Linked DNA regions of Homo sapiens: region 1 is linked to region 2. Evidence: read pairs that join two places in POLR2A ChIA-PET (ENCODE). Cell type or tissue: HepG2. All regions are shown on one strand. Links, peaks and the distances in the headings refer to the core of each region. The heading gives the core; the rest is flanking DNA.

What was found. ChIA-PET counts read pairs that join two places held together with the same protein. Peaks named below come from ENCODE experiments on the same cell type or tissue, not always from the same donor. Only the 100,000 strongest peaks of a DNase experiment are listed, where the experiment ranks them.
Region 1: POLR2A ChIA-PET joins it to region 2 with 5 read pairs; 4 of 35 experiments call an interaction of 5 or more read pairs at or near these places.

Annotation. Positions count from the first base shown.
Region 1 is chr3:129,412,728-129,415,624 of GRCh38, reverse strand. It overlaps EFCAB12 (EF-hand calcium binding domain 12), which reads left to right. Exons shown (of 9, transcript NM_207307.3): 4 at 224-380. Among named protein-coding and RNA genes, the nearest start is that of EFCAB12, 14 kb to the left of the region's middle. In HepG2, for the core only: no CTCF peak of the experiment used is centred there; a DNase peak (open chromatin) is centred at 1,744.
Region 2 is chr3:129,595,390-129,598,286 of GRCh38, reverse strand. All of the region lies in intron 1 of PLXND1 (plexin D1), which reads left to right. Among named protein-coding and RNA genes, the nearest start is that of PLXND1, 9.8 kb to the left of the region's middle. RefSeq lists an enhancer at 1,338-2,069. In HepG2, for the core only: no CTCF peak of the experiment used is centred there; DNase peaks (open chromatin) are centred at 998, 1,376 and 1,876; H3K4me3 peaks cover 1,968 bases.

The DNA.
Region 1 (2,897 bases), core at 223-2,722, 180 kb after region 2:
AAGGGGAACTGCCTGAGCAAAGGCAAAGGTAACAAAGTGCAGAGTTCATTCAAGGACCGGGAAAGGGCTCTGAGCTGCAGCAGGGACCTTGGGTATAGTAGGGAGTGGTTGAGGATGAAACTGGAAGCAGGATGGGGGTCTGAGGAGGCTGGTAAGGCCTTGGCCATCAGAGCAGGATGTTTGGATGGGAGCCTGCTAGTCTGAAGGTCTTCTCTCTCCTCAGGTCGGAGTCCCTCTGAAGAACCAAGAGGTGGAGGATATAGTGATCTACCTCAGCTCTCTTGGGAAGCACAACACCATCACCATGGATATCCTGGCCAATACCTACAAGCAGTGGTCTATGGCTCAGCAAAGGAGCAGCCTGGCCACTGCAAGGGAGCGTGCGTACCCCTCCCCATCCTGTGCCTCCACCTCCCCGTCCTGGGAGCAAGCATGGTGCAGGCAGCCTTGGCCTCTCCTCCAAACTCACTTCCTCAGTGTGTTCCCCAGTTTTGGCCGACTGTGGTTTGGCCAAGCCTCTGGAAATTTTCAGGCCCAGAGATTAACTAAGGAGTAGATATTCCCTTGAGTGCCCAGCTACCACTGTGTCCATTCAAAGACAAATGAGTCCCAGCCCTTGTTCTTAGAGGAGGATACTCAGCCCACCAGAGCCCACCTGAGAGGCTGAGAACTGACCCAAATGGCAAGCCTTTCCAGAGACATTTATGTGTGTGTGGGTCCAAGGCCTCCTCACTATTAATCCATAGCTTATTGATAAAATTCTTGTTCAGAACCAGAATTAGCACATGTTTACAGTTTACTGGAAAGTGTATTTTGGTATTCTGCTATCAGGGGTATTATGGCAGGGTTGCTGTCAACAGTTGTAAAGGTTGTACATGGCTCAAGTTCCATCTGCCAAGCAATACATTTGTGGGGCCACATCTGTCCAGACAAGGCACAGAGGCAAATTAGAAATGGACTTGCTAAAGCTCTGGCTGTGAATTTACTCTACAACACAAAGGTGCATTGTATAATATTTCTTTATATCTTAGTACCATTCTTGTAGTAAACAAACAAACAAAAAAGAACCATTACAACCACCCACCCATTCTAGCACCCTTCCCAAACATAGCCACAGCTTTGTTTTTCTAAATGAAACAAATCTTGCTCTGTTCCCATCTACCAGGTTGGCAGGAACTTAATCTCATGCATGTTTGGGGCTTCCTTGTCCTCCCTGAGTCACACAGGAGCCCTGGAGGAGGCAGTGGAGGGGTTTCCTAACAATGGTAAAGATCTGGGGTGAGGCCGTTGGAGTTTACAGTCACACCAAGAGGAGTTACTCAGCATCCTCACTGGAGTGGCTCATTTGGGGACAGCAGGCAGCTCAGAGCATCCATTCCTCAGTCCTCCAGGAGATTTTCAATGTCCAGTCTCAACCAGCTGCCCTGCAGAGAAACTATCACCTCCCAAGCAGGGTCTCTGCCTCTCTCAGAGCTCAGGGAAGCTCAGCACCCCAACAGTCGCTCCTGCATGTGTCACCACCCCAACAGTAGTAATCTCCTTTATGTCCAGCACATTTTTAAGGTCACCTCAAGTTGGGCTGCTTTCCCTCTGATACTCTTTGTGCCTTTTTGTTATAAATTACCAAGCTTATCATTATCTGTGTAGCTGGCTGTGAGTCATTTCAATGACCACAGTGTGCTGTGATGCATATTCGCAGCAGAGATATTTTGGGTCCTGTTATTTCCCAGTAAGTAAACACAAAGCCAAGCAGCAGACCTTTGCTCTCATGGTGCTACTTTGGCGTCATCACTGAGTTCTTTTTCCCTGGTGAGCAATAGTGGGTAAGATAGGTAGACTGGGGTGTGTAAGAATTAAAGAAAGAGGAAAGAAACAGGAAAGGTGGCTCAATAGTCAAAGACAGGTTTATTTTAGAGAAAACAAACCTGAGAGGGGCTGCTGGCTGAGTTAGGTCAGAGCCACATTCTCTTACAGACTAAGAGTTTTTAAGGATTCACAGTGGAAGAGTTTATCAGAGGCTTGGACTGCTTCTCTGTCTCTTTGTTGTGTTTATCTGGGAGGCAGAGTTGCGTGTCTGTTTCCATACATCTTTCTGCAGCTGCAGGCATATCCCCCAAGTCTGCTTTTAGCTTCCCTATCTTAGTGCACCTGAAGGGAAAGGAATGTGCTTATTAAGGCCCACAGTTTTACTGGGGCCCATTGTATGAGGGTGAAGTTTGGCAGTCACCCAAGAGACTTTCCCCCGACCTCCCTCTGTGCCTGAGCTGTCTTGTCTGTGTTTTACTGTCTGCTCTTTCTGGCTGCTTATAGTTAGAAGAGAAGTGATTTCCTTGAAATGCATGAGGCTAGAAAGGGAGCTGGAACTTAAAGTGGCGGTGTTTGTCCCAGATGACGGTGCTCCTGCTCTGTCCGGGTGTCTCTCACTTTGTCTAAAGAGGCAAGAGTTTGAGCGTCTTGGCAGGGGTGCCTTCTTCCAGTAGTTCTTCTTGCAGTAGCTCTTCTTCATTCTTGCAGAATGATCTCAGTTTATCCTTTATGTCCGCAGAGGTCAGGATTGCTATTCCTGCTTTACGAGGAGGAAGCTGGAGCTCAGAGAGGCTGAGCCACTTGTTCACAGCCTCAATAGAAGGTGGTAAGGTCAGGATATTATTTCAGCTTGAGACGATGAAGGTCTGAACCAGGGCAGGGACAATGGGATTCTTTCATTCATTGGAATCTTTGTTGAGCAACTACTATGTGCCACTTCTAGAAACTGGGAACACAGCAGTGGGCCAGCCAAAGCCCCAGCTTTCGATGAGCTTGCACCTAAAGGGCTGGTGGTCAGGGACGGCCTCTCTGAGAAGCAGACATTGGAGCTGACATCTGAGTGATTGACAGGAACTAGTCTTGGGGGAAGC
Region 2 (2,897 bases), core at 206-2,705:
GCGGGAGGGCTTCCTGGAGGAGGGGAGGTTGGAGCAGCACTTGACAGATGGGGCTGGGGAAGGCATTCCAGGCAGAGCACACGATAGGGGCAAAGGCTCAGAGATGTTGGAATGTGGCTTGGGTAGCAGGCCGAGGGGAAGCTGAGAGTGTGCTGGGCCTTGCCTGCAGGCTAAAGACTTGGATGCTGTCATGTGGGCTGCGGGGAGCCAGCAGGGCTTTGGGGAAAGGAGAGACATGGCTGATCTGGTTCCGGAAGGGACCCTGTGGCTGCTGGTCTGTATTGGCCCTGCCAGGTGCTGGCAGGATCCAGGGGCGGAGGCGCTCACCCGGAGCCCCCACTGTGGCTGGACCAGGTAACTCCCGAGGGCCTCTCCAGCTCTGACAGCCATGTGGGGATTGCCATGGAAACCAGCCGGTTCCCGAGTGGGGACAAGCCCAGAAAGTCTCTGAGTGCCAGCCACGTGGACTTGGATCCTCACTGCCCCCCAAGTACAGCCGTTTTCTTCTTTCCAAAGGCCATGTCTGAGCCAGGGCCGAACCAAACAGACCGCCCAGACAGGCATCCAGTGGCAGGGGCCCTGCTCCACCCTGCTCGGCTGATACTCGATGCAGTCAAGATCTGGGGGCCAGCGCCAGCGGGGGCCCTCCCCGCCTAGTCCACCGTCCTTTACCCTGAAACTTGATAAATCATGCGCTGGAGGGGGAGGGAAGCTCGCAGCTCCATTACGAGTCCCGGCAAGGCCCCAGTGGGGCGTTAATCATGTAGCACTTTATGCTCTGATCGGTAAATAATGGGGGGGGGCCCGCAGGCAGAGGCCTTGGAGTGGAGGCCAGGCCCAGGAAAGTGGCCAAACCCCCTTGCCTGTGCCCTTCTCCAGCCTCTGCCCGCTATCTTTGTTTGAGGTGACTGAGCTCTCTAGAAGCAGCCATCACCTTGATGGGCCTCAGTTTCCCCAGCTCAAAACCCAGGGTTTTTCCAGCTCCAAGCGGCTGATTTCCTGGCAACCATTGGTGGCTCCCAGCAGAGCGGCGGGTGGGGAGGCTGTGGTTAAGGGCGGGGATCTGGAGCCCGCAGGCCTGCGCTGGAGGCTTGGATCTAGCCATTCCGGCTGTGTGCCCCTGGGCAAATCACTTCAACTCTCTGTGCCTCAGTTTCCTTTACTGTAAAGCAGCATCAACTCTTTCAGGGTGTGGTGAGGGTTGAATGAGATAATACAGAAAGAGGTCTCAGCACAAAGCAGACTGCACACAGCTGCTTGCTACTGTCACTCTACCGAACTGTTACTATGAGAAAGCTGCCCCTCCCCATCCTGGGGCTGGGCCTCTGAGCTCGGATGTGGGCAGCTGGAGAGAGGGCCCCGTTGTCACCTCTGTGTCCCCAGCTCATGGAATCCAGCCCGGAGATGTTTGCGCAAGGCTCCAAGCAGCCCTGTCTTCTTGGCTGTGTCCACAGCGGTCGTGCGATGACTCTGGGACCAGCGGTAGAGTCCTGCTGCAGAGCACAGCCTGCGGCCAGGCATATGGGCTGGACCCCGAGGAGACCAGGGGCTGGGGAGGAGGGTGTGAGATCGAACCTCCAAGTCCCCCCAGCCCCAGGAGGGAACTGCCAGTGTTCCCTGGAGAGGCAACTATTTCTCGGCTCCTGGCCTGGAGTCCCTTCAGGGGAGGAAGCTGGGAGGGAAACTGTTCCAGGGCTTGGAAAGACTGGCTTCGTGCTCTGCCCCTCCTGCTGGGGGGAGGGAAGCCTTTTCCCTGGGCCAGGGAAGAGCCGCTGGCTGCCCATCCCACACTGTGCTCCTCTGGGACCCAGGGGGAGGGGAGCTGGAAATGGGGCCAGGCCGGGCCGGAATGAGAAACAGCTTCATGAAGGGGGAGCTGGGTGTCTAGGGGCTGCGTCCAGCTAACTAAACAATGGCTGCTTGAGTCAGCGACTGTGGCGGTGGTTCCCAGGCGCCAGGGCAGAGCAGGCCGAGGCCAGAGCTCCCACTACTGTGTCCTTGGTGAGGGCGGTGTAGCCCATCCAGCCTCGGATGCTTTGACTTCAGGAAGCGGTGGAGTGGCTTGTCCCTGTCCTCGGGAGCTCCCGAGCCTCTGCTCCGTGGTCTGCATAGCTAATTGGGAACATTTATTGAGCACCTACAGTGCTTAGCACTGAAGGCTCCTATGAGCTCAGTCCTTCCATAAGCCCTAGGTGGTGGGTGCTATTGCTGTCTTATTTTACAGATGTGGAGTCCGAGGTTCAGAGGGGATGGTGCCTCCCATAGTGAGGTAAGAGCTGTGAGACTTAGGAGTCAGGAGCCTCAGCTTTCTCATCTGTAAAATGGGTACGCAGCAAGAGTGTGTGTGTGTGTGTGTGTGTGTGTGCGTGCGTGCACCCCCAGGGCTGTAAGGTGCCCCCAGTAGCTGTAGTGTCACACAGTAGGTCCTTAATCCAGCCAGGCTTGTGACCTAAGCCTGGGGCTTGTCCTTCCAGGCCATGCCTGTTTGGGGTGGGTGGGCAGATCATGCCCAGTCTGTGTGTTGGCCCTCAGGGCGGCCTGGCTGGCTGGCTTCAGCCCTTCCAGATGGTGTCCAGCTGGTCTGGATAACCTCAAAGCCCTGGAGCTGGGTGACCCGCCTCTTCCAGAGGGGTCAGGGAAACCAAGGCAGGCCTCCCCGAAGGGTCTGCCAGAGCTGCTGTGTCCTTTGCCGTTTGTCTGAAGCCTCTGCTCTTCTCTGTGCCTTGGTTTCTCCAACGTGCTCCTCCAGGCTGCTTTTCCTCTGTGGCTAAGGCCAGGCTTCCTGACCATGGTGCTAGGCCTGGTTGGCCATCTTCTCCCTACAGCCCCTCCAGGAAGCCTCTTGGTCACCCCTGAAGGCGCTGGTATTTACTTTCTCAGCAGCAGGTGGTCTCCTC